Linked DNA regions of Mus musculus: all the other regions are linked to region 1. A link is a loop called in an ENCODE intact Hi-C map of the cell type or tissue named here. Cell type or tissue: heart. All regions are shown on one strand.

Region 1 (5,000 bases):
GCCTCCTTGTTTGAGGCTTTTTATATGAAGTTGTAAGGTGTGTGTATCACCAACAGATATAGTCATGTTTTCCATATGAAAGTCCATCTTGAAAGAGGCATATAATTTCTTTATGTTCATTATTTTTCACAATTTATGGGATGAAAATATCAGTAGCCCCACTCTACAGAGATGACAAGAAATTCTTGCAGATAGCAGGCCTCACTTAGAGCTAAGTGTTTGACCAGGCATTCGTTCACCATCTGTATTCACTGTGTCTCCTGAGCTTGTGTGAGGGACATAAAAAATATGGTCAAGATGAAAGACCATTAATGTACAAGAAAAGACACCAAGCAATTCTCCAGCCCCTGCCCCCCACTACTACTATCACGTTGTCTTTTCTTTCTGTCATCTGTGGGCAGGGTTTGTAGGACACTGTAGCCTAGGGGTGGCCTCAACTGCTCTAGCTTCCTCATAGAACAATTACAGGGTCAGGATGGGAAAGATTTCAGGAGAGACTTGGAATGTGAGCCAAGGAAGGCTTTTAGCTTTTACCCTAGTTTGACAGATCTGTCAGAAATTGGGAGTTGTTTTCTTTCTATGAGCACTTTGTAAAATAGGGAGGGTTGAAAGAGAGCGCCTTAACCGTCTCCATCTTGGATCTAATTTTCATAATCTCAAGTCATGGATCTGCAAAGAAATACCAGGTTCTGTGTTAATGATGATCAAGACAAGGATTTGAGATTTCCTGGAATGTGGGCTTCATGAGTAGATTCACCCTGGAGCAATTGAAGCTGGAGGAGGAAGAGTGGGCTCCTCAACCCAGTTCACTGTCTGGATTAGTTTGTATGCAATGGTAAGGGGCCTTTTAGAATATAAACGGGTAGGTAGCCCAACAGCTTTGTTGACCGTATGTAAGGCTTTCTGTGAGACCTTGGTCTCTTGATGTTAGGTCATACACAGTATTTAATTTTGATTCCAAGACTCTCCCAATTTCCTTTTCTAGTCAGATAGACCATTATTTTTCATGATTAGATAGAAACTTTCTAAAACAATTCCCCTGCCTCCTGGCCCCCAGGTAACTGTTGTTGTTTTTTTTTATTAAAGATTTTATTTATTATTATATGTAAGTACACTGTAGCTATCTTCAGACATACCAGAGGAGGGCATCAGATCTCATTATGGATGGTTGTGAGCCATCATGTGGTTGCTGGGATTTGCACTCAGGAGCTCTGGAAGAGCAGTCAGTGCTCTTAACCTCCAGCCCCCCAGGTAACTCTTAAGAGTTAAACACAAGGCAAATAGGTAGTGTTCTACATGTATTCTGGCTGGTAAGGTTGTTGATGTTCTATAAACTTTTTATTTGTTGTTCATTGTATCAGGGCCCTGGCCACATTCCAAAGATGGAGTGAAACTGACTTTGCAGAGTCACAGACCTACCTGCTGTTGCTACCTAGATTTTCATTCTTCCAAGAACGCCCTGGATTCTTCCACTCTGCCCCTTATTAACACTTAAAACTTCTCTTTCTAGAAAGAATGTTTGTAGAACATCAGTATTATCATTTCTTGGGGGTGGGGGAGTTCCGTAATAAATAAGCTTAGCAGTGTGGATTTAATAACTTAATGACATCATTAAGGACAGTGTATACTTCTCTTGTTTTCTCCTGTGCCTCTCATCTTTATGCATGCCACTTTTGACAGTTACATATGGATGGTAACAATTATGATAGAAGCTGTGCTCCAGAAATAGATGCTTAGACACCACTTGTCCATATTAATTCTCATGAATCAAGTCGTTTGTCATCAATTTTCCTGGGGGTTACTATTTTAATAAAAAGACATGCTCTTAGTGACAACCCTCAACAAAAACTCATCGATTCAGTTGCTCTCTCTATATTTTATATAATAACTGTGGTTTTTCTGATGGTTCTGTGTGTTTTGAGGATTCCGCAAGGAAAGTTTTGTACCTACATTACCAATGAGTATAAAAGGCCAGGGGAGAGGGGAGCTAAACTGTACACATGTGTGTGCTGGAGCAATACAAAATGATATTTTCTTATTATCGATGAAATATCTATCTACGTCATCACAACTTGAGGATTAAGGAGCCCAAGAGTAGATGTAGCAGAGTATTTATTTAGACAATGCATTTCAAACCAGTTCCTCTAGTATATGGAGAAATCGTCTTCTGTGAAGCTTTGAATTAAATAAATTATATTAAACTGTCATGTTTCAGTGTTTGCATAGTCCATTTTCCAACAGCAATAGGAGCAAGGCAGCTTTCCAAAACAGTAACAGTTATGTTCTGTTTACAGCTTGGTAAACCAGTTCCGTCAGTTTGGGTTGTCGGTTTGCCCATACTGACGCATACTTGTGAGACCACTGGCTAGGGGAGTTTGGACTAGTTAGTAAGCCAGTCTCCCACCAAAGCTCTGCACTTTCAGGCTCCGGGAAGAATTGCAGGGCTATGCTCTGGGACACATTAGAGCTCCAGGGCAATCCAGTCTTCTGGAGTTCTCTCAGAGAACTCGATCGCCCCCTAGCCTGCACATCCACTGAGTCGTCAGGCAAGTTCAGCCACTTAGCTAGGAGGGAGACTCTGGGAAGGGGCCCGATAACCTCCTGGTAGCAGGACTACCTGGACAAAGGAAGGAGACTAGATTAAGTGGTTGAATCAAGGGGCGACCTCAAGTCTGTGCCCGGTTAACGGGAGCATCGTACATTCCCCCCAACCCTCCCTCCCTCCACTGCCGTGTGTCATCTTCCTGTTCGGAAGTCTTAGTAGGTTGCTGGGACAGAACTGGGGGCGCCTGCTCCACCCATCAGGTATCCGGTTGGAAGAAAAGCCAGTCTCAACAACTTGATTCCCTCTCCGTTAAATGATAAGGTTAGCAGACCATCCGTCTCCAATCGCTGACCATTCCGGAGGCATGGGGAGGAAGGGGCACATGCAAATTGGTCCTTTTCTATTCCAACCACAAATATATGGTTGAGCTTTCTCTTCATTGCACTCGGAGGCCTCGGACTTGAATTCCACATTCCTTTTGGAATGCATGCAAGAGCTTCTTCCCTGGGAGACCAGCCCCTGTGCGTGTGTTTCGATTTTTTTTCTGGACTGATTTGCGGTGCTAATCAGTTAAGTTGCATTTCTTGTATGTCTTACTGGTGAAATAAGCCCAGGATGCTGATGACTGTAATTTTCTGGATGATGTTGCAACGGCAGGATAAGTAGCCCAGTGTTGAACTTTGCAGCTTGCTCCCTTCCTGTATGTAAATTTCCTTTAGATATAAAGTGGGACTCAGAACAGAAAGGCAATAGCAAGCGGCCTCTGGCTGGAGCTCCCTGGTCATCTGGCGCTTCCAGTCTCATCAGAGGCACATAGCCTGGAGGCTAACTTTTTCCGTAACTACTAGTTCTTCCTCCATAAAGTAACCCCAGCCTCCACCTCTGCAGCATTGTGAAGAATGAAAGAGGAGACCTTAAGATCCCCTTGGAAAGGTTCGTGTTCTGAGTACTGTAATTTGGATGGGATGAGTAAAACAAAGATATCTGGGAGAGGCTGGAGGAAGCTCCTGAAAGCTAGGTGATGCACTAGGGAGGGACTCTGGACGAGTTCCTGATTTAATAGTTTCAAACAAATAAGCAAACATCTTCGTGGAGATTGGTGTTTCAAAGCAAACGTTTTCTGGAGGGGAAGTTACCCGGCAGATGCGGAGGGGGCAGGGCAGGGCAGGGCAGGGCAGGGCAGGACTGGGCTAAACAAACGACTGGTACCACATGGTTTGGAGGCACTCACTGGCAATAACAAATTCATAGTTTATGCAGAATCCAAGCACGGAAAAAGCAGGGGCTGGTTGCTATGATTCGGAATCGCCTACACCTTGTTTTAGTTTGGAGTGCCAATTTCAGGCACCCTAAGTACATTGTGAAGGACGTCTACTAAGCAAAATTTCGTCTCTAGAGTTGCGCGTCCGTTCTCCTGGTCTCTAGCTGTCCGAAGTGAGCAAATCAAGAAGCAGCTGAGACTAGAGATTGAGTTAGGTGATGGGAGGTGGCTGCTGCTACAAAACAAACTTGCCCAAGACGGAGGGAGGGAAAAGAGCTTCGCGTGCTTTTCCTGACCTGACAACTGGTATTTTGTAGTGTGTCAAATTCTAAAGTGCCCTTCGCAGCAAGGGGTCATGGCAGGGCAGTCACCGCAGAAAGCACGGCGAGCGCCAGGTACTGGCCCAAGTAGCCGCCTTCCCGGCCCTGGCCCAGACCCGGTGCTCTGGGCTTCCCAGCCAGCGCTGGCGCGCGTCCCCACGTTGGCGGTCAAGCTGCAGCGCCAGGCATCACCCAGCGGCGAGGGGACTGTAAGGCACCTCACTCCTGCCCAACTCCGGCTGCCTCTCCTGCAGCTTCCCTCTGTTCCCAGCTTTTTGAGATGAGTCTCTTACTAATATTTAAAGAGTTAAAGGGTTTCAGTTATGTGAACTTGAAAAAAAAAAAAGCAAGGGGATATAAAAATTAAGTCTACCTGCATCAGCCATCCGGTAGCCCAAAGGAGGAAGGGTAGTGGAGATTAGGAAAAAACGGACGGGGTTTAAGGCAGTGCAATGCAATCTTGGCAGTTTTTTTTTTTTTTTTTTTTCCTTGTGAGAGAGGGACCCGGGCTAGGGTACTGACCACGCAAGGGTCACTCCAGGTCGGTCCTGGAGAGAAACCCCTGCTCCCTCTAACTCGCCACCTCCTCACGTGTTCTTGGCATGGCTAGGATTAAAATTTGCAAGGCTCAAAATTTATGCGGAAAGAACAGAATGTTCTCGGAGATTAGTTGGAAAAAAAAGTGAAATGAAGATTGTACTTTTTTTTTTTGTAGAGCAGAGACTTATTTCCGCCCCCTCCCCTACACATTCCTGACCCCCTCATACCCCCCCCCCCCCGCCTTCCTTCCTCCTCTTCCAAGTTCTGGGATTTTTCAGCCTTGCTTAGTTTTGGCCAAAAGCACAAAAAAGGCGTTTTCGGAAGCGACTCGGCC
Region 2 (5,000 bases), 360 kb before region 1:
GAAAAGGATTATAGCTCTGTGATCAAGAAAATAATATGCCTTGCACCAGTAATAGAGTGTGTCCACTTTGGCATGGTAATTTGAGTTCCAAACTTAGTAGACAAGGATACATTTCAGTGCATTACCAAATGAGAGCATACAGCATCTGTACACAGCCTGAACAACAAGGTGAAGCTAGGATGGGATGTGGTGGCCCTGAGAAAAAACTTCTACACTTCGAATCAGTTACGTGTCAAAGAAACAGTTTCTCCAGTCCAAAAGCAGCGGCACCTACTCGGTAGAGTTTGAGTTTGCTCTGACAGGGTTCCGATTTCTTTGTGTGCTGTGTTTTCTATGTAACTTGCTGAATAGCCAGTGGTGAATCTGTATGCTGGTCTAAACATCTCACAGAGGCATCTACCAAGAGCTTGAGCTAAACAACTCAGAAGTTCCAAGGGCTAAGAACAAAAGGCGCACAGAAGGTCTGTCGGGAAGTGAGTGCTGTGTGGTTGGAGCAGCTTCTCACTCAGCATTGAGAGTCTCAGACAAAGCCTCACGGTAATGCTGCAAGATGAATTACAGTCAGAAGCCCTTGAACTTTCCAAACAGATTTACCTACATGTAAGGGCTAGTGGCATGGTGAGAATCTGAGTAAGACAGAAATGGTCCCTCTCACTCGACAATCTCATAACTGCCTTAGTAATGGACCAGACCTTCTGTCTTCCCACTTAATGTCCACAGAATAAGCCCTACATTCTGCTACCTGCCCATTGCATATACAAATGTGTGCTTGCTGTCTGTATAAAATGGGACTTCAGAGAAAATGGACCAGGGTGAAATCCTGCCCCAGCCTCCCAATCAAGGTATATTTTCTGGGTCAGGTGGCTCTTGTTCATCCAGCCACATAAGTCTCATTTATCCTTGACTTGTCTGACCTCCTAAGCCTTGCCCTTACCAATCCCCTGCCTTGAACCCGGGAGTCCAGAGAAGGGAGTCAGACTCTATACTAGGAGTCTGAGGTTCTCTTGCAGCACAGCCCTGCCTGGCACAGCTTGGCAGAAAGGGCAGTGTCTGTATCCACCTTAGAGGATCTCATACAAGGTCTCCATCTTTAACTGGCATTTGCATCTCTCTGTTTTTAATCGATAAGTAGACCCCAACTCTGTTTCTCTCTTTTATTTTTTTAATATTTGCCCACATAGTTAATAATGAGCCACTTTTTGGGCCATGCTGTTAGCCAGGGTTTGTAATGGAAGTTGGCAAGGTAAACGCAGCGCCTTGGAAACTACTGGACTGATTTTTTTTCCCTGAAAAGTTAAATAGAAAAGACTCTTTCCCCCATTGGTAATTTTCATTTATAGCTTGATTTACTAGGTTAGCTCAGAGTTTGAAGTAGACTATAAAGCACATGGGTTCTTTACTACCCAGATTGATTTCCTATGAAGAACGAGAAAATGTGGCATCACAAGGTCAACTATGCTGCAAGAAATAAATGATGTGTTGTCTGATTTTGAGTTATTTAAACATAGAAAAATGCTGCATGAAGTTTTAAGAAGTAACCTCCAAAGAGAAAAAATATGACAGGAACAAAAATATTCAGAAGGAAGGAAAAGCATGGGCTTTTTGTAACTTTAAATTGTTTAAAGATAGGCTGGAGTCCATGACATAAGGAGTCCTATTGAAAAGTAAACCAGCCTGATTAAAGGCAAAAACAAACAAACAAACAAACAAAACCCTTTCTCCTGTTCAGCTATCAAAAGCTCTATGTAGTTGGTCCCCAGTATGATTTAGGTATGTTCTCTGTCCCCCAGAGAGCCATGTGCTGTAATAGAAGCTTGGGCTCCATTGTAATAGTCTGCCTCTTTAAGGGGTAGGCTTAGTGGAAGGTGGTTAGGTCATAGCAGCAGCACCTTTGAAGGGCATTAAGGTAGTTCTTTTGGGGATGAGTTGCACATAATGAGACCATCCCATGTACTTGATCTCTTATGCCCACAGACATTTTCATTTTTTACTTCTCCACAATACTGTGACACAGTTGGGGATGTTACCTACAAATATCGTTGTTCTATTTGGACATTGTGACCCCAAAATTGAGTCAAATCTCTTTTCTTCACATAATTCCTGTGATAAAGTAATCTGTGGTAGCAACACAAAATGAACACCCACTTGCCTCTTAACGTTTCACAAGGTCAACAAGTCAGAGTGCCCGATCGAAGCAAAGTCACAGGTGAAGATTTGTCCCTGTGGCTCACAGTTACCAGCATGAGTCAGAGGAAACCCGAGGGCACCGTATGCATATTCCAGCTTTCTGGAGCCTTCCATTCCCTGTTTGGGTGGGCCATGAGCTTTCTGTGTTGACTCTAATACGGAGAGAAAGAGACTGCCTGTGTTGCTAAGCTGAGGCTGACCTCACAGCTGTTTCCTCATGGGGCTGGCTCGGCCAGGCTCCAGCCTCTGATTGCTTGTTTGCATGGGTCGGTCCAGAATGTCCTTTTTGGCAAGAACATTACTCATGTTTTCCATCCTCTGACATAAATTCTGCCAGTGTAGTGACCATTTTTATAAGTTGGTACTGAACACTCCTCTACATTTTGGTCCAATCCCTCTAGTGTCCAGTACCTTTTATTACAGAACCATTTATATGTTTGTTTGTTTGCTTGCTTGCTTGTTTTTCAGTTTAACAATCCACTTTCTTTCCTGTCTCTTATGTGTACCAAGATCAGAACTGAAGCTAGGTTTTTGCAATGACCTTAAGAAGAAAAGCAAATTTCCTTTTAATAATCTATGCCTTGCAGGAGAGAGAGGGGGAGAGGAGAAGAGGAAGAGGGTTAGGTGTATCCAGCGTTTTTCTCCTTAGAGGAGTTGACAGGCATTAGATACGCTCTTGGCTTGAGGACATCAAACAAGATATGCATTCTCTCCATCTTCCAAGAAACTGTAACCGGATGACTTATGGTCGGTCCATCATCGCCTCCTTCCTTCATCCATTTTGGTTATCTTTTTTTGCAACCCTGTCCATGAGAACATTTCATTTTTCAATCATGTGGTACATAAAGTTAACCACAGTTATCGTCTCTTCGTGAGTAAATGAAAGGCATTTTGAATGCCTGGAGCCAAACAAGTTTGATTTCACAGTGAGGCATCTTAAAAAGCAGAAAGGAAAGATGAGGTCCGGTTACTGCAGAGCTGTGCAGCTCTGCGTTGCAATCCCCAAAACTGCTGAGCATGGACTCTGTGCACCCCTGGCAGGAGACTCAGGTCAGGAGTTCAGAATGTCTTCCCAAGGAATAAATATACTCTAGACATCATCTGAGCATTCAGTTGGGTGACACAGGATGAGCCACAGGGAGCTCAGTCCCTTGTGGTAGACATGGTTAACTGAAGCATTGGCTTTTAGAGAATTCAATTCAATTATAGCGTAGCAGCTTATTTCACTGTTACCCATCCTTTCAAAATGAAAAGTTGACGATAGGAAATGACCTGAGAATGTTTGTGATGAAATGTGAATATAGAAATCAGAATGGCTAGTTTCTTCAGCACTGTAACTAGCCAGGCAGAAGGAACAAGGGATACAGGGAGAGAAATAAGAGGGAAGATGGGCAGGTTTTTTTTTTCCCATCTGTCTATGCTACTTGTTATAATGTTTGCACATTATTTTTTTAAGTACAGTACAGACTTGATGAGTTTTGCTGTTAAGTGGTCTGTTTGTTATAATTATGCTAACACCTGATAAATGGAGAGCCCCCAAGCAGCACCTAGTTTTGCCCTGTACTTTCACTGCAGAGCCTCCAGGGAAGATGGGTATATAAGGCATCCGAGCTTCAGACACTCCAAAGATTTCCAGGACAATCTTGGTGTAACACCAGAAGTACCATACTCAAAGATTCCGAGGAAAACAAACAAAGCAAATCAAAAGAGTCTTTCTTCAATTTTCTTCTAACACATAATGGGTTTTTAAATACAATTTATTTTTGAATAGGTAGGTAATGATTTACTTAAAAGTTTAAAAGATGATGTAATTTCTATATACCCTGTATTCAGCATCCCTGAAATATTAATGTCATACATTAATATAATTATATTTGTTTAGATATGTATGGATTATTACTGGCTAAAGTATACTCTTTATCTATTTCCTTATCTTTACATCAGTGGCCCTTTCTACTTGACAGCTACATCCATGTAGTTATAACATGCTTATTGAGTTGTCATCTCAGGCTGTGTTCATAACTGAGATAGTTTCTTAGACTCCTCTTGTTTTACAACCTTGGATGTCTTTAGGAAATTTGTTAGACAGTTTTGCTTCTTGGACAGTATGCCCAAACATTATTTTTTTTTTCTGCTTAGGCTGAGACTGAATAGGGCCTGGGTCTTTGGAGAAAGACCACAGAGGTCAAGGGTTGTTCTCACTCCTTTCTTTATGGATGCACACAATAAGCATGAATGAATGTCAGATGGTTAGTGTTGACCTTGGCCTCCTGGGGGAGGCACCAGGATGTCTCTTTAAGATGGTTCACCACTTGAGTATCTGCCAAAGGGAAGAGTTTCTTTTTTTAAAAATGTGGCAAAAGTTTATAAGCAGTAAGTCCTTAACCTATGACTAGCAGAATTCATGCTGTTTCCTCTTCTTCTCATATACCCATCTGATACTTATGTGTGCTTATAAATTCATATTATCTCATAGATGAAAGTGCCATAACCCTTCAGAACCACTCAGACACGTTGCCAAGACGTGTGTGGTGAAGATAATCCTGAATCTTTGTGAAGGCGGCTGTGCATAAAAAGTATCCTTCCATTCTACTGACAGCATAGATAAGTCTCACAGAGGTGACAAATCAAAACCGAGCTGTAAGTGATGACAACATGTAGGACATAGGAACCATGGGGCAAGGTCGCACTGGGGAATCCAGTATTTCTAAGCATCCCAGGTCCTATTTGAGTTGTTATTTCTTCCTAGATTAGACCCACTCAGACCACTTAATGAAAACTTGTTGAATGAATAGCTAAAAATTTAATAAAGA
Region 3 (5,000 bases), 390 kb before region 1:
CACTGGATTCAAATTTAGGTCTTTGTGCTTGCATAGTAGACGTTCTTCTCCACTGAGCCATCCCCTGCCCTGTTAAAGCAACTATTAAGGAGGTACTTTGCATTCATTTGTTCTTCATAGTAAGTCTAACCATCTCTGAAAGCACACCTCCATTTGGACTAGTAATGGGGATTTTTTAGGTTGTATTGTGTGTAAATGTTTTGCCTGCATGTATTATGTCTACCATGTATGCATCTGGCACCTGCAGAGGTTTGAAGGGAGTGTCCCATCCCTGGAACTGGAGTTGTACACTGGTGTGACCTGCCATGTGGGTCCTGGAAGCCAAACCTGGATCCTCTGCAAAAACAAGTGTTCCTAACCACTGAGCCACCTCTCCAGCCCCACTCACATTTTAACTGTGTGAGGTACATGTGGCTGCTGACTACTGCATGAGACAGCACAGATATAAAACAACTATCTACTTTACTCACTCTGTCCAGCTACTTCAGCTACTCCAACTACTCTGGCTACTCCACTCCTATAACACTTGTTAGACTTTGGGATTATCCTGTTTATGTCTTTGCCAAATTCTCTTTGTTTGTTTGTTTCATTGGTTTTGATATGTTAAGTCCCAAAGACCAGGGGCTTCATTTTATTCTGTCATGGCCACAGAACTCAGTACACTGTCAATCAATCTTAAATATTTGGTAAAAGGACTTCAGTAAGAAATCATTGTGTTGTTAGACTAATGGGATTCGCATGTGGTTTCTGTTTCTCACCTTTCCTCCCTTCTGATATCTTCCATCTAGGGAGACTTACACAAGTACTGACTGTCTGTTTCCTTTCGTTTTTTCAAGCTCTATCATAAGTAGCCTGCGTTGTCTGGACCTTACAGAGTTTCCAGCATTGGTTGGAATTGGGTTGGTTTCTAGGGGAAGTACTCTCTGAGCTACCTTTGATGTTATCTCAAGTTCACATTCCACTTGCACCAAGCAAGAAGAAGACCTTCAAAGCAACCTTCTGGGATTTTTCCTGTCTTTCTTTTCCCCATTGGCCATTACAAAGGTAAACTGCCCATTGTTATGATTTCAGCCAATGGTCTGTGGTCAGTTGTGGGCCCTGCAAAACTACCAAAAGGCTGAGCATTTCCCTGCATTGCTGCTCTGGAGCAGCTCCGGGCTTGCTCTTAACCTCTGTGTGACAGTGCACAATGGGTTCAGATCTGTTTGTGCTCATTGCCTCCATTGTAAAAGGAAAAGCACACTAGAGTTTATGTCCAGTGTAGGAGTATAGAGAACGGAACCACAGACAGAGGCCCTCACACACAGTCAGGCAATGTGGTGGGTTGACCTACCATCTAATGTCTGTCCAAAGTGCAGACAGAGTGTTGGAGTAGAATTATGTTCTAAGTAGAATAGGAAAAGTAAGTGGGCTTTAGAAAGAATTCCTGCTCTTTCTATACTTAGAGAGGTTTACAGAAGTGTTTCCTGATTCACCCTGCCCTTCCTAACACCTCTTCTCTCCACACTCTGCTGATCTCTGAATTATACTGCATCCTAGCTCGGGAAACCTAGTAGACTGGATTGACTGAAAACCTAGTAGAAGGGTTGCTGCATTTAAGATTGGTCTGTTTTCAACTTAGAGTTCATTCATTCATTATGAGATAGACCTTTGTCCTCCTACTATGTGTAAGAATTGGAGATGAGAACAGAAAAAAAAAAACAAAACAAAAACAGTTTAATCATTCAGCTAGCCGTGATTGAGTGCCTTGAAGGAGAAGGTGGTTTCACAAGATTGAGTTGAGCCCCTTCTGTTAAAGGCCATATGGGAGAGAGGCTTTAGTGGGGGTGTGGGGTAAAGTTCTAAACAGTGGGAGAAGCAAATTTCAGCCTACTGAGGTGGGAAATAATCTAGCATAATCGAGAGACTATTAAACAGTGGCCCAGGCTGTACCCCAGGGGCCTCCCAGGTCAGTAAAAATGAATCAGAGCTTGTTTTATGCTTTTCTCCACGAAGGGGCTGAGAATTTACGGCCCTTAGTGATGTTCCGCCACTGTTTACCTGATACTTGGAGTTTAGCTTCTACATGGTGTGACAAGCCCATCGAAATTTTGACTTTCCCATGTGCCTTAGTGGTAGACCTATAAATCCCTTCACTTCTGTTTGGAAGTTCTCTGAGCCAAGTCACCTGCTTGCAATAGCAGGCTGTGGGCACTAGGGGGCAAGGGAACGTTTTCCTACATTTCTTTTGGTAAGCCAGTGAATGGTGACTGTCCATGGGCTTTGACCTTTGACCTTCACATTGAGTTAATGAGGGAGGTCATACCACATGTGCAGGCCATCGCTTTTCTCATCTTATTGAAGCATTACAAAACCAAGCCAGCAGATCTCTGAGATTACAGGTATGATTTAATGCTCTCTGAATTCAAGAAGCTGCCTCAATCGGGGGTCACTGAAGCCGTGGGGGTTCATGATAATGGTTTAGAAACATCAACAGAACATATTTCAAAGGACTTCTCAAAATCTTTAACTCTAGTCTCAGGGACTAAAAGGGACACATAGTCTAGAAAACAGGGTCTTCAGCAGCCTTCCAAGACTGTTCCCTGCTAGGATGGGGACTGGGAGCGGAACCAGAGAGATGCTGGAATCTTAACTGTGTTATTGGCAGGCCTAGGCCGTCTGAGTTGATAAACCATTACTAGGAACACAGTGAGATTTCCACTTGGAGTTAGGTGTTGCTGGGTTTTTGCTGCACTTCTGGAAGCTGTGTTTGCAACACATAATAAATAATGATACCTCTAGGGGAAACAGAAAAATAGACAAGGCTACTCATTACTGCAAATTGGTCATGGAGTGACTGGGTGGTGCAAACCTCACACCGGTCATATTACAGTGATTGCTGCAGACAGCAGTCCTATGCCAGTCACGAGGAAAATCAAATAATTAGCAGATGTCATCAGTGCCAATCTGTTGGTGTTTAAAAATGGACCGAGTGAATCAGCAAACTATTTAGGAAAGTAAGGCTGTGCCGATCATTCTGTCATGAGAAGCCTTGTGTGAACAATATGGCCTATGTGTCATTAGGGTACTTCAGCATGACCATGAGAAAGAAAATGGAGGCCTGTATATCCAGCATAACGACAAGAGCCAGCTATGTTTACAAGTACCACACTGCGCAGATGCCTTTAAACTTTCAAACAGTATTTAAAACAAATGACTAAGGCAATGTCTCACTGTGATTATTGTCACTGTCACCATTAAAAGCAAATGACACAGTTTAAAGTGAGACACAAGCTCTCCTCTCTAGATGCATTGATGATGGAATAGGAATAGGCGTGGACATAAGAAGTATGTAGATAGAGATGAAGTGACTACAGGCACAATAAAAATAGACGAGCATCACTTATGGAAATGGAATAGAGTAGCCGTAGGCCTAACACTGAGGGACTCTGTCTAAGCATCATTGCGTTTACACTTGAGAGCAGTCCTGTGTTGGCTTCCTATTATCCCATTCTCCTCATAGATGTAGGGGAGGAGACTTGGGAAAGTGGTCCCAGATGTGAAAACAAGTCTGCCATCTCTAGTGGGACACTATTCCTTCCAAGCACTTTGTCCCTGCACAGGTACCCTACATTTCTGCCGCAGTGTTTGCTTGTGTCTATGTAACAACACCGCATCTTCTAGGTGCATTTCTACTATTCTGATGTTACCATTTGTACCATTCCTAACAACACAAATGTAAACTCTGTTGTGTTTGAGGCCAATTCTGCATTCGGTTGTAATCCTAGCAAGTCCTTACCATGTACTATGAACTGTGCTAAACATCTCACATACCGTAGTTATGTAGGGTAAATGTTATTCCCATTTTACACATAAAGAAGCTGAGGCTTAAGAGAAACGAAGTGACTTTCAAATAGTAACAGATCTAGGGCACAATTAAACAAGACCCTGAACCTGGTCTGTCGGCACCCAAAGGGTCACATATTCCCATAAAGCTGTGCTGCTCAGGTGCTCTGCTGACCGCTAAGGGGCTTCATTCAACATGGGCTTCACCACCAGCTTCTCCATGGATAAGATAATTAGGACGAAAAGTAGGTCTGTGTCTCCCCACAGCGACCCGGATGGCATCTGAGTCAGTGTGCAAGGAAGAGATCTTTGTCATTTTTCCAATTATCTCTGCTTGGGGCTATGTTCCCTAGGGGCTCTCAGGCTATGGGAACTGGTGAGAAGTGTAAACTCAGTGAACTGAAGGAATGGTAGACTGTCCCCAGTGCGCACATGCTCCCAGGGAAAAGAGTGCTTCAAGCAACAACCGGGGTTTATTTTTCTTTTTTCTTTTATTGTATATTTTCTTTTACTTACATTTCAAATGTTATCACCTTTCCAGGTCTCCCCTCTGGAAACCCCTATCCCATCCACCCTGCCCTGCCTCTATAAGGGTGCTTCCCCCACCCCTGACCCCTGCCCACTCCTGCCTTCCCTCCCTGACATTCCCCTACACTGGGGCACCAAACCCCCTAGTCCCAAGGGCCTCTCCTCCCACTGATGTCCAACAAGGCCATCCTCTGCCACATATGTGGCTGGAGCCCTTTGGTTGATGGTCCTATTCCCGGGAGCTTGGGGCGTCTGGCCAGTTGACACTGCAACAACCGATTTTTTAAAGCTATCCTGTCGCAGTAGTGATGCTCAACTGTGTGAACTTTCCCAGGAGCAAGTGAGTAAAACCATGTACTCACCCCAAGTGGAGCACCAAGGACAAAGAAAGGAAACAACCGAGTATCACTGGACACTAGTGAGAGCACAGAGCAGTGGCTACTCACAGGAGAGGGGCGAGGTGACATAGGAGTGACTGTCCCACTGAAGAACTGTCTTCCTTCAAGCAGCCATCAGCTGCCTGTAAACCCCCTGGTAGGAATAGGGTCTCTTAAGCTCCACCCCTTCCCCTTCTGTGGTGGAACCTTAGTGGTCTCAACCTTGTGTCGTCCCCCTGTGGTAATTACAGTCCCAGAGGACAGTGGGCA
Region 4 (5,000 bases), 450 kb before region 1:
TTATGTAAGGTTCTACGCTTTACTGAAATGCCTTTCCTCCTCCTCTTGCTTTCCTCAACCTCTTCTTCCTTTTCCTCCTCTTCCTTCTCCTCTTCTTCCTCCTCTTCCTAGTCCTCTTCCTTCTCCTCCTCCCCCTTTATCATCATCTTTTTCTTTTTCTTCCTCCTCCTCTTCCTCTTCTTTTATAGACATCTCACACTGTTATACCAAGCTAAATCACAATCCTCCCTCATCCTCCAGAGGGTACAGGTTTATACCACCACACCTAGTGCTGTTACAAAAGTATTATAAAAGCCCATAATACAATCCAAAGTTTTAGAGAGGGGGTTATATTGTTATATAGCCCTGCACTAATATCTGTTGTAGGGGAGGATTTTTTTTTCCTCTACCCGAATCAGATCTTATGAAGCAAAGATTTGTATAATCTTTCACACTTGCCAACACTGCTGCACAATGCAGAGTGAATTACATGTTCTGCCACAGCCCTCTCTCCTCCACTCTCCCCCACCCACTGCTCTGCAGTCTTCAAAAACAGTCTACTTTTCTACCAGGGAAAGAAAAAGAGACTATTAGTTTGTGCTGGACAAAGTAAAGGAATTACTGAGCTAACTACAAGCTGGATACATGTAGAATCAATATAATTTTCCATTGGCTGGCTCAAAAATGTATTCAAATCATGTAGTTTTTGAAATGCTAACCATTGGGATTTAGTTCCTAATAGGAAGGTTTGGGGGATACTTTCCCTGATGAATATCCCCATTAGTGAATTTGAATAGCAAATTGCCTGTAATCATACACAGCAATCTTCATGTTTTATTCATGGTTCCAGAAGGGCATGTGTGTTTTGTCCCTCTACTGGGTAAGACCACAGAAAAGTAGACGAAAAGCAAGGTAGGGAGAAACAGCTGTGTCCTGTTAGTTGATAGACTCTTATTTTAGGATTTGCCTGTGAATTTTAATTCATTCTCAAGTACCCAGAACCCGACTTGGAGGTAGATTCTTGTTAAAAAACATGACAATGCTTAAGAATCATAGATTTTTGTATGAGTCCCTTGAAGCAATACATTAAATAAATGCACAGTGGCTATCTGGGGGAGTTCATGATTTAATTGAAACACATGGAGGCATGCAGAGTGACATTTCACTCACGTGCTGAGTGAGCTCCAGGTTCCTTGTCCAGGTAAACAGCCCATCTTTGTAACAGTAAGACTAGAGGTAGAGAGTAACACAGGCTTCCTACCAGAATAACAATGGCTCCTTCTGCATAGTACTCTCCTAGATGCTCAAATGTCATTTCTTGTTGTTTTCTTGACAAAGCTAGATCTTAATATCTCCACTTTATTCCTCAGGAGAACAAGAGGTATAGAGAATATTGGAACCTGTACAGAGAAGAGAATGTGATACGAGACTGGGGATTGGGGAGGGGGGGTCGCATTCAGAATCTTAGCCACACCACTGAGGGCCTCTGCGGACTGTAACAATCAGACTTACCCTCCTTATGCCCATCCTTGACAGACTGGGAAAAGGCCTCACAGGACTGCAAGAGCCAAAGGCAGGAAAGAACTTGAGAAGTTCACTTAAATTTTCAGGAAGCTGTGGCGTGCACCTTTGGAAACTGTACCCTGTGTTTAGGATGTCTTCTTCAGTTTCCCCTTTTCAACATTCAGTGGCTCAGGACGCTCATTTCTGGGTTTTGTTGCTACAGCCACAGGGTCCTGATCAAGACAGTAGCATTGTGACTAAAGGCTGAGCTCTGGGAGCAGCCTCACATTGACCTAAGTTATCTGTAGTTCTCAGGTGTAATAATGTAACTATGCATGTAGCACAGGCACGGTCCTGCTGTATTGGTGATGCCTGTTTGCTCTTAGGGTTTTTGGACACATGTTCGCCAGCCGCGTGAAACTGTCCATTCCAGTACAGAATTCTTATCACCCACAATGAGTGTTTACTGGTCTCCCTACTACAGATGCTCGGGCACTCAGGTGTATCTTCATGGTTTCACACACTCAACTGTGTTTTCCATAGAAAACACTGCAGGGACCTCCACCCACCCAAACACAATTTATATTTAGTTCTTAAGACAAGAACTTGCTTGATCAAGACTAAAATCAAAGGGAAGATGAGACTGGTGGAGCCTGGCCAGGGAGGAAGGAGCCGAAAAGTCCTGGTGGTGGAGAAACTGCAGAGAAACCTCTGACCCTGGAGCTCATGCAGAGAAGCAACAGCAACCTCGAGCTGACAGAGTTGTATTAGACTATAAATGCTTCCAAATATCTGTTGCCGGGAAGTGGATGACATGGTAAATTGCTCCACAGATTGACTACTCAATTCAGTGATTTCCTGAGTCAGGGGTTGCCAGAAAAGCAAGCCCTGGGATTGCTGTCTCCAGGCCTGCTTCCTCTGTTTCCTGCTGTAGGAAGGCCTGTTTCCTGCAGAGAGACGCCTGATTACAGAGCACTATTTTAGAAGGCTGCAGCCTAGGTGACCCGTCAGGATTTTTGTTTGATATTGATTTGAATAGTGTGGCAACCGTGGACATCACAGGAGTAGAGATTCTTTTAAAAAGTGTGAAGTGGTTCAAAAGCAAACACGATTAGGGATGGGAGGTGGACAGCTTTCATCTCAGCAATTTTGGAGCGTTGGGTTTTGTTTTGGGGAATGGCCCTCTTTTCATCACAGCACGGTGGGTTTTGTTTGGTTGGTTGGTTTTGTTACTGTTGTTGTTGTTGTTTTTAATCAGAACTGAATTTTGAACAATGAGGGTAATATTTGTCTGTGACCAGATCTGAACTAAAGCCTGCCTTTGAGAGGAAGCATCAAGAGGCTGGGGTAAGACGACCTTGAGCCACAGCAGGGGGTTCTGGAGGAAAAGCTGCTTTCATCTCAGTTCAGAACTGCTTTTCTATGCATTCTGGCAGCAATTCTTACCTCACAACCCAAATGAAATGAGAACAATTATCAAACGATGCCAGAAAAATAGCTAACTATCTGTATGAAAACACTACTAGAGTCTTCCTTGATGTCAAAGTCAAAAATTGATCAAGGTGAATGAAGTCATTGTACACACTAAAACAGCTGGAGAGAAACTGAAACAGAGTAAGTTGTTTGTTTGATCTTGCTATGGAAATGAGCTTTCTAAGAAAGAAAAAGGGAGCGTCAAGGGGAAGATTGCTACAATTGATAATGTAAAGAAAGAGCATGCAGACATCTACATGTCTATGAAAATGTCAATCAGTTTTCAATAAGCAGAATTGTTGAATACTTTTGGCAACACATATAACACTGTTACTGTCATTACAAGACAGACTCTTATAAACAGCAAATATATATATATATATATATATATGTATATATATATATATATATATATATATATATATATATTAGGTAAAAATACTTAACCGTTGAGAAATACAAGTGGCTAATAAGCAAACAGTTCAAGGTCATTCCTTGATAATTAAAGGAATGAAGAGGGAGCCAAGAGGATGTCAATTTTTCCCATCAAATCAAGAGAGGTAAAATATTGATATCCTGTGAGACACTGAAGGTAATACTGACAAGGATAAAGATAAATACAATTTTCTGAAGAGCAATTTAGTGTATTTACTTTCTTAAAAGTCTTAAAAGCATTGTCCTTCGATTCAGAGATTCTATTTCTTAGGTTACCCTAAAGGAAAATGATAGACATGCAGAATGAATTACATCCAACCAGAGTCACATGACATCATGTCTTGGTACTGGGAACACCACCAATGTTCAATACCAGGGACATAAATGATAGAGCCACATGACAACTTGTAATGCAATTGTTAGAAGGCATGTTTCTAAAAATGACAAATGGAATCCTGGAAATGTGGGTTTTTTTTTTTAAATAAAATAAAACAAGAAGAATATAAAGCAATGTGTTCTAAATACTGAAAGAGGAGGAAGGCATAGTCAAATAAGAAAAATAATGTATCTATTAAGAAAAGGACACATGGCCCACACCAGAAGTTAACGAAAGTTTGTGGTTTTTTTTCTGTTGGAGGATAGCGGATATTTTACATATCATCTTTATATAGTTTTCTGATTTCCAATTTTTTATAGGCAGAAAGAAAACTCACAATAATTGTTCCTTTATAGATTGTTAGTGTTGCTGTTGTCATCATTTGGAGCACACAGAACGCGAAGCTGCTGCGGTAGAAGACAAGTGTTTGGAGCGGCGTCTGCCGATTGAAACACAGGCCGTATTTGTTCTTTCTAATTGGGGCACTAGAAAGCACTCTGCGAAGTTGGCCAGGATTTTATCAGTTGCCTCTCTGAAATAGTACCTTTAGCTTGTTACAACCCTCAGCAAAACAAACGGCTGCTTTCACGGAATCACGTGGAGATTGGAATAGGGTCCTCTAGGATTTGTTCTTCACTACAGGAGTTCTTGGTTAATCTGACTCACCTGTGTCTCACATCTGGGTGGATACCCCATCCACACTTCCTGAGCATCAGTCCGGAAGTGGGTTTTTACTTTTTGATTTGTTGTTGTTTGTCTTCATTGACATGGGCGCTAAGAACAGAGGCAGATGGAGAGCGTGTCCTGGAGAGTGGGTGGCTCAGCACACCAGGGCCATGGTTCCATGACGTCATCAAGCAGAGTCGGCTTATTCCAGCTTGGGCGGTGCTCGCTCCTGTTGCAGGGGGAAGAGGACCTCAAGTTTCCCATTCAACTCACCCTAAATGAGAGATGCCTTTTAGAAATGAATCAAATGTAGTCCTTAGATCATGTCAGGTATTCCACGGTTTGTATAACACGTACGCACTCACTCTCCGTTTTCATAACACAACAATCACCCGTGAACCTGCTGCCCTGCGTGGCAATCCTCCACCACCTTGTTCTTTGTTCACGCCACCCGTTCTTTGGCTTTCAGAACTCTAACCCTGTTCTCTTGTTGGCGTTTATAGTTCGTGTCTAATTTAAAGCAGGGCAGATTTTAATTTTTACTTTACAGAAAAGAGTCTCACACAAC
Region 5 (5,000 bases), 290 kb before region 1:
TGTGTTTTCTATTGTACTGTGATTTCTATAATATAACTGAGCTGAGATTACAGGAAAAGAGGTGACTATTTTTACATTTTGAAAAGGGCTAGATTATTTGGGGACTAAAGCTAATTTTGAGCCATTCCTAGTGTTGTTGGCATCCCTAGAGGGTCTATTTCCCCCAAATTTCATCACACTAAGTGTTAGGACTCATTCTGGTAGAGAAACTGCCCCTTCCTCCAATGTGACTCAAGTTTTGTTTCTCCGATCACAGTATCAACAGGAGACATCTCTTATGTTTTCAGGTTCTTGCGTCCCTGTGTTGTGAGGTGCTCTGACACATCTGTCATTTTCTAATTAAGTGATACGTGCCTTTACTGTATTGGGAATACCAGGTCATTATCCTGTGTGTTCTAAATATTTTCTCTTAGAAAATCATTTGTTCTCTATGCTAAATATGAGTTATACATTTTCATTTAACCAACTACCCACCCCAAACTTTGATTCGTATGCCACCTCACACTCAAGAATATGAGGAATTTTTTTGAAATACATTCAAAATTTTACTTTGAATTTTTTTATCTTACCAACAAAGATTTCCCTCATCCAATACTTACACAAGTGTCTTCAAATGCCTCAAAAGTTTTCTTTGTTTCTATTTGGTTCCTTAATATTTCTGGAATTTACTTTCAGATATAACCTGAGTTAAATGTTCTCTTCTTGCTCACACATGACCATTTTACTCTAAGCCCATTGTTGGTGTATTCTGTATTATATATAATAATGTTATATATACATAACTTTGAACATCATATATTCTTTTGCAGCAGCTTCTCTCAGATCTACATGTGGAAGCTGCTCGTACCACAGCTTTCTTCTCTATGTATGTAAAAGTTTCCCGGCAGACCAGCCAAACCCTACTTAGAGGATGGTTCCCTCCTGAATGAAGGAGTGCAACTCCTTTATGCAATGAAGCTTTTCATGTCTGTAAAGTTATCAAAATGATGTCCTTCAAATTTTGTCAAATAATATCATCAATGAGTTGCACTTATACTGGATCAGGATTTGACTTGCCTTTTCTAGGCTAAGGACATGGCTCACTTGGTAACATCCTTGCTATGGAAGTGTGAGGACTGCAGCTTGGAAAGCTGGACACGGTAGGATGTGTCTATAATCCCAACACTCCTAAGACAAAATGGGCTTTAGAGACAGGAGAATCTCCAGGAGTTTGTGAACCACCTAGCCTGGCATGTGCCTCTAGGAGACCCTATCTCTGTCAAGGTGGAAGGCAAGACATCAATACCTAAGTGTATCTACTGACCTTCACATGCATGTTGTAACATGTCTGTTCCTGTGTTCACACATACACACACATACACACACACACACACACACACACACACACACACACACGCATACACACGTATATGTTAACTGATTTTTCTCAACCCCATGAATAATTTAAGTATTAGGCTTTTTGACTACGTTATCTTTATTTACAAATGCAGCCCTCCAGGCTTAAAAGATAAAATATCTGTGTTCAATTAACTTAAACAGAACCATTTAGAATTACTCCATTTGTATGTTAGAATTGGCATAAAATGGCTCATACACTCTGCTACCTGTTACTGGATATATCTGGTGGAGAATTCTACTTTAATGAGGCTGCAGTGGCTTTTACCCTTATTTCCTTTGTGTTTATTCTGGGTAGTGCCTGCAAGAAGACTATTTTGGTTAAGGACACTGTTCTTGTCCTAAGGAGGAAGTGAGCACACTGAGCCTTGTCTCCAGCCCTTGAGCAGCTAGACAGGTCAGACAGACAGCTCTGTCAGCCAGGCTCCAGGAAGGGCTCTCCTGTCTCATGGAACAACCAAACAATTGTTACTATTTACAATGGCCCATATGCCGAAGTATTCTTAGAACAATGAGGAAAGGGAAAGTCGGCCACCAGGCAGGAAAGAGGGCTTTCAAGCCACAGCAAGCTCAGAGAATGTGCATGCCCTTTAAATGTAAACAGCTGGCTGCAGAGCTTATCCAAATAACAATGTACAGGGTGCTTGCCATGTGCCGGACACTTGACATAGCCATTGTCCCTGATCCCATAACCATTTCACCAGACCAGCATGATCCCAATCTAATCTGTGAAGAAATCAAGGCAAAGAGAGATGCTAACAAGGGAAACACGTTTCCAAGGGTGTGGAACGTTGTAGCGAAGCTACAACTCATCCAAATCAGAGCCTATGTATTCTTAGCTACCACTCTTAAAAATTAAAAATAAAGAAAAAGTTTACACTTCTTTGAAAAGGAATCCATAATCTTGTTACTAAAAGCACAAGGCAGTACAAAGAACACCAATAACAGTTTGAAATATGCTCTTTTTGAGTTCCTCTGAATTTCACAGAGGCAGTGGGAACTTGAAGAAAGTATGCTAAATGTTGTATGTGACAGCCCAACAGCTTCCCTTGCCATATACATAATGGATACCCTTGGCGAGCTCTCCAACTATGTAAATGACACAGAACAATCTCTTGTTCTGCTTATAGTAATTTTAGACCTTAACAAAATGTATGCAAAAACTCCAATTAACAAAAATAGGAATCTGCTGGGCAACTTGGGTTATTCTCAAATGAAATGGGCTTCAATGTGACTGAATGTTTCTGAGAGCTGCTATAGTAGAAAGGAGACTTTTTTTTTAAACCTTAAAAGAGGTTAAAAGAGAAAATAATAGAAAGGTTAAAACGTACATTATTGTTCTTGTTAAATGTGAGAACTCACTAGATTTCTGGCTTTTTCCAGCTATATTGTAATACTTAGTCTTCTGATGTTCTTAGTTTCCCCAGAACTCAACCTGTACATATTCTATAGTTAAATAAACTCAGGAGCTGTTTTCATGAGAATATTTCAAGCTACCTATCACACTCTCAGAATGCGAACCATTTGAGGACTTGGATCTTAAATCCTGCTATAGCTGCAGGAATATCTACAATGTAGAGGTGGTGGGACTCAGATTCTTAATGAACTAGCCTACCTCCATCTTAGGCTTAAAAACCATCTTATAGTAAAAACGAGCTAGGTTTATTCCTGTTTATGATTAAACCTCTGCTGCTCAAAGATTGGGTTATAACCCACCTGTAGCCTTAACTACAAATACCTCTGTATTGTCTACTCCAGGAAATGGCAATCATACCTTTATTTCCACCAGTTGTTATGACCACCAGTTGTTATGACTACCTTAAGACCATCTTGCAATCATGTCTTTGTTTCAAAGATTTGTAATGACCATCTTGCAACCCTACCTTTGTTTCAAAAGATTATTGTGACTACCTTGTTATGACCACCTTTTTTTTTGGTCCTGCTTCTGTAACCCCACCTATTTTCCCTGTCAAATCCCCATTTGGGAACCCCTTTCCCCTGAAGTATAAAACCCTGTCTTCCTCATATCTAAAGCTGATTTCTCAAACACCACGGGGGGCGGGGGGGGGGACGACAGCTTGCACACAAAATAAAAAGGCTTGCTTTAATTAATTACTTGCTTTAATTAATTTGGCTATGATGGTTGGGTATGTAATTTTTCTCTTTGAATCTTTGGAATTGACATTCCACTAGCTTTTATTTGTGGCACCCTTGGGATTAGATAAAAATCCATTTGTTCCTGCCATACAACGCAGAACTCTGAGCAAATAAAAGGGAAGGGAGAGAAAGATGTCTTGAAGTGAAATGAGACGGTCAGAGTGTGCATCGAACCTCAAGAGGAAGATACATTAGAACAGGGAAAGAATGGTGTGGACCAAGTTAAGCCTCCCCTTCCCGCAACATCCATATTAGATGTGGGCTCCATCCCTGCCAATATGCTTGTTTTGAGATGGGCTTTGAAAAGGTATTTTAGGTTTAGATGAATGAGATTCTGAAAGTGGAGCCTTCATCATGATGAATGCTTATAAAGAGAGACAACAAAAAGCTTATTTCTCATTGTCTGCTATGTGAAGACAGAGAATGCAGCCATCTTCATGCAAGAAGACAGCCTTCACTAAGGAACTGAATTACATCAGACAGCACTGTGACCTTGACTTTCCCAGACTCCAGAACCTAAAAAAAAAAAGAAATCCTATAGTTTAAGCACCTACCCCTCGGGATTTTATTTTCACAACTTAAGTATACTAGTAGAAGTGGGGTGTGTGTGTGTGTGTGTGTGTGTGTGTGTGTGTGTTACTTGAAAAAAAAGAAATGTTTCTCTAAAAAGGAGGTAAAGGATTTGTCTTTGTTTTTGGACTAAGGTCCACTGTTATACTAAAGCATCCATTTATAGTGCTCACCACACCTAACATGGTAGCCATGCCTCGTGTTCTCTTCAGAAACCCACAGCTACTTGGGAAGTCACTCTTAGAAGTTTCCTAGGTATGTGTAGCCAAATCTTGCTCTACAGTGCTGTGTTATCCATAGCTAATTGAATTTGATGCACCCCTCTCCCAAAGGTGGCTGACCATGTCTGGCCAACAGCCTGAGAAGAGGTCTGACACAAAGAGTAGTGCCCCCTGGGAATGACGGTGATGAACTGAACCAATCCTGTCCTCTCTTTTGAGACTTTGAACTAAAGTGTCTACAGACAATCAGCTAGGTAGTAGGAAAAGATTGCAGAATCACAGAAAGAGTCAGAGGCAAAAGAAATATTCCAGAGGTCTTCCAGGGGACTGTCGAGGTAGTGGGCGAGGTCCCGTGGAATCCTGAATCCCTTTTCTGTACAGCAGTCGTCGTGGGCAGCTGTGGTCTTGTGATTTCCAGATGTGAAGCTTCTCTGTGCTATGGTTAGAATCTAGTTTGTAAAAGGGGAAGTTATTCAAGAGTCTTAATATCTTACTTCTATATCATTCATGGGTCATGACACTCTGGACTCATCTCTTGAGGTAATAATTATATATTTTTTTTCCTTACCTACAAAGAAGGTACACAAACTATCATATTATCTAATTTTTTTAATCTTCTGGAGAAGGTTTCAGGCTACATTAAATGGGACTTTTCTG

The links. Peaks named below come from ENCODE experiments on the same cell type or tissue, not always from the same donor. Only the 100,000 strongest peaks of a DNase experiment are listed, where the experiment ranks them.
Region 2: it touches region 1 in a loop (7-fold over the local background); 5 of 42 quality-filtered maps call a loop at or near these places.
Region 3: a loop joins it to region 1, with 7 times the contacts of the local background. A loop is called at or near these places in 35 of 42 quality-filtered maps.
Region 4: it touches region 1 in a loop (10-fold over the local background); 5 of 42 quality-filtered maps call a loop at or near these places.
Region 5: it touches region 1 in a loop (7-fold over the local background); 10 of 42 quality-filtered maps call a loop at or near these places.

What each region holds. Positions count from the first base shown.
Region 1 is chr10:21,988,930-21,993,929 of GRCm38, forward strand. The region is part of intron 3 of Sgk1 (serum/glucocorticoid regulated kinase 1); the gene reads left to right. Among named protein-coding and RNA genes, the nearest start is that of Gm34267, 67 kb to the right of the region's middle. In heart, CTCF peaks have their summits at 2,521 and 4,320; DNase peaks (open chromatin) are centred at 2,672, 2,702, 4,282, 4,692 and 1 weaker place; H3K4me3 peaks cover 2,614 bases; H3K27ac peaks cover 2,068 bases.
Region 2 is chr10:21,626,322-21,631,321 of GRCm38, forward strand. No RefSeq gene overlaps it. Among named protein-coding and RNA genes, the nearest start is that of 1700020N01Rik, 36 kb to the left of the region's middle. In heart, a CTCF peak has its summit at 2,568; a DNase peak (open chromatin) is centred at 2,410.
Region 3 is chr10:21,598,930-21,603,929 of GRCm38, forward strand. All of the region lies in intron 2 of 1700020N01Rik (RIKEN cDNA 1700020N01 gene), which reads left to right. Among named protein-coding and RNA genes, the nearest start is that of 1700020N01Rik, 8.3 kb to the left of the region's middle. In heart, a CTCF peak has its summit at 2,189 (motif pointing right); a DNase peak (open chromatin) is centred at 2,192.
Region 4 is chr10:21,543,292-21,548,291 of GRCm38, forward strand. No RefSeq gene overlaps it. Among named protein-coding and RNA genes, the nearest start is that of Gm33892, 26 kb to the right of the region's middle. In heart, no CTCF peak of the experiment used is centred here; a DNase peak (open chromatin) is centred at 2,370.
Region 5 is chr10:21,699,885-21,704,884 of GRCm38, forward strand. No RefSeq gene overlaps it. Among named protein-coding and RNA genes, the nearest start is that of Gm5420, 12 kb to the left of the region's middle. In heart, no CTCF peak of the experiment used is centred here; a DNase peak (open chromatin) is centred at 1,877; H3K27ac peaks cover 277 bases.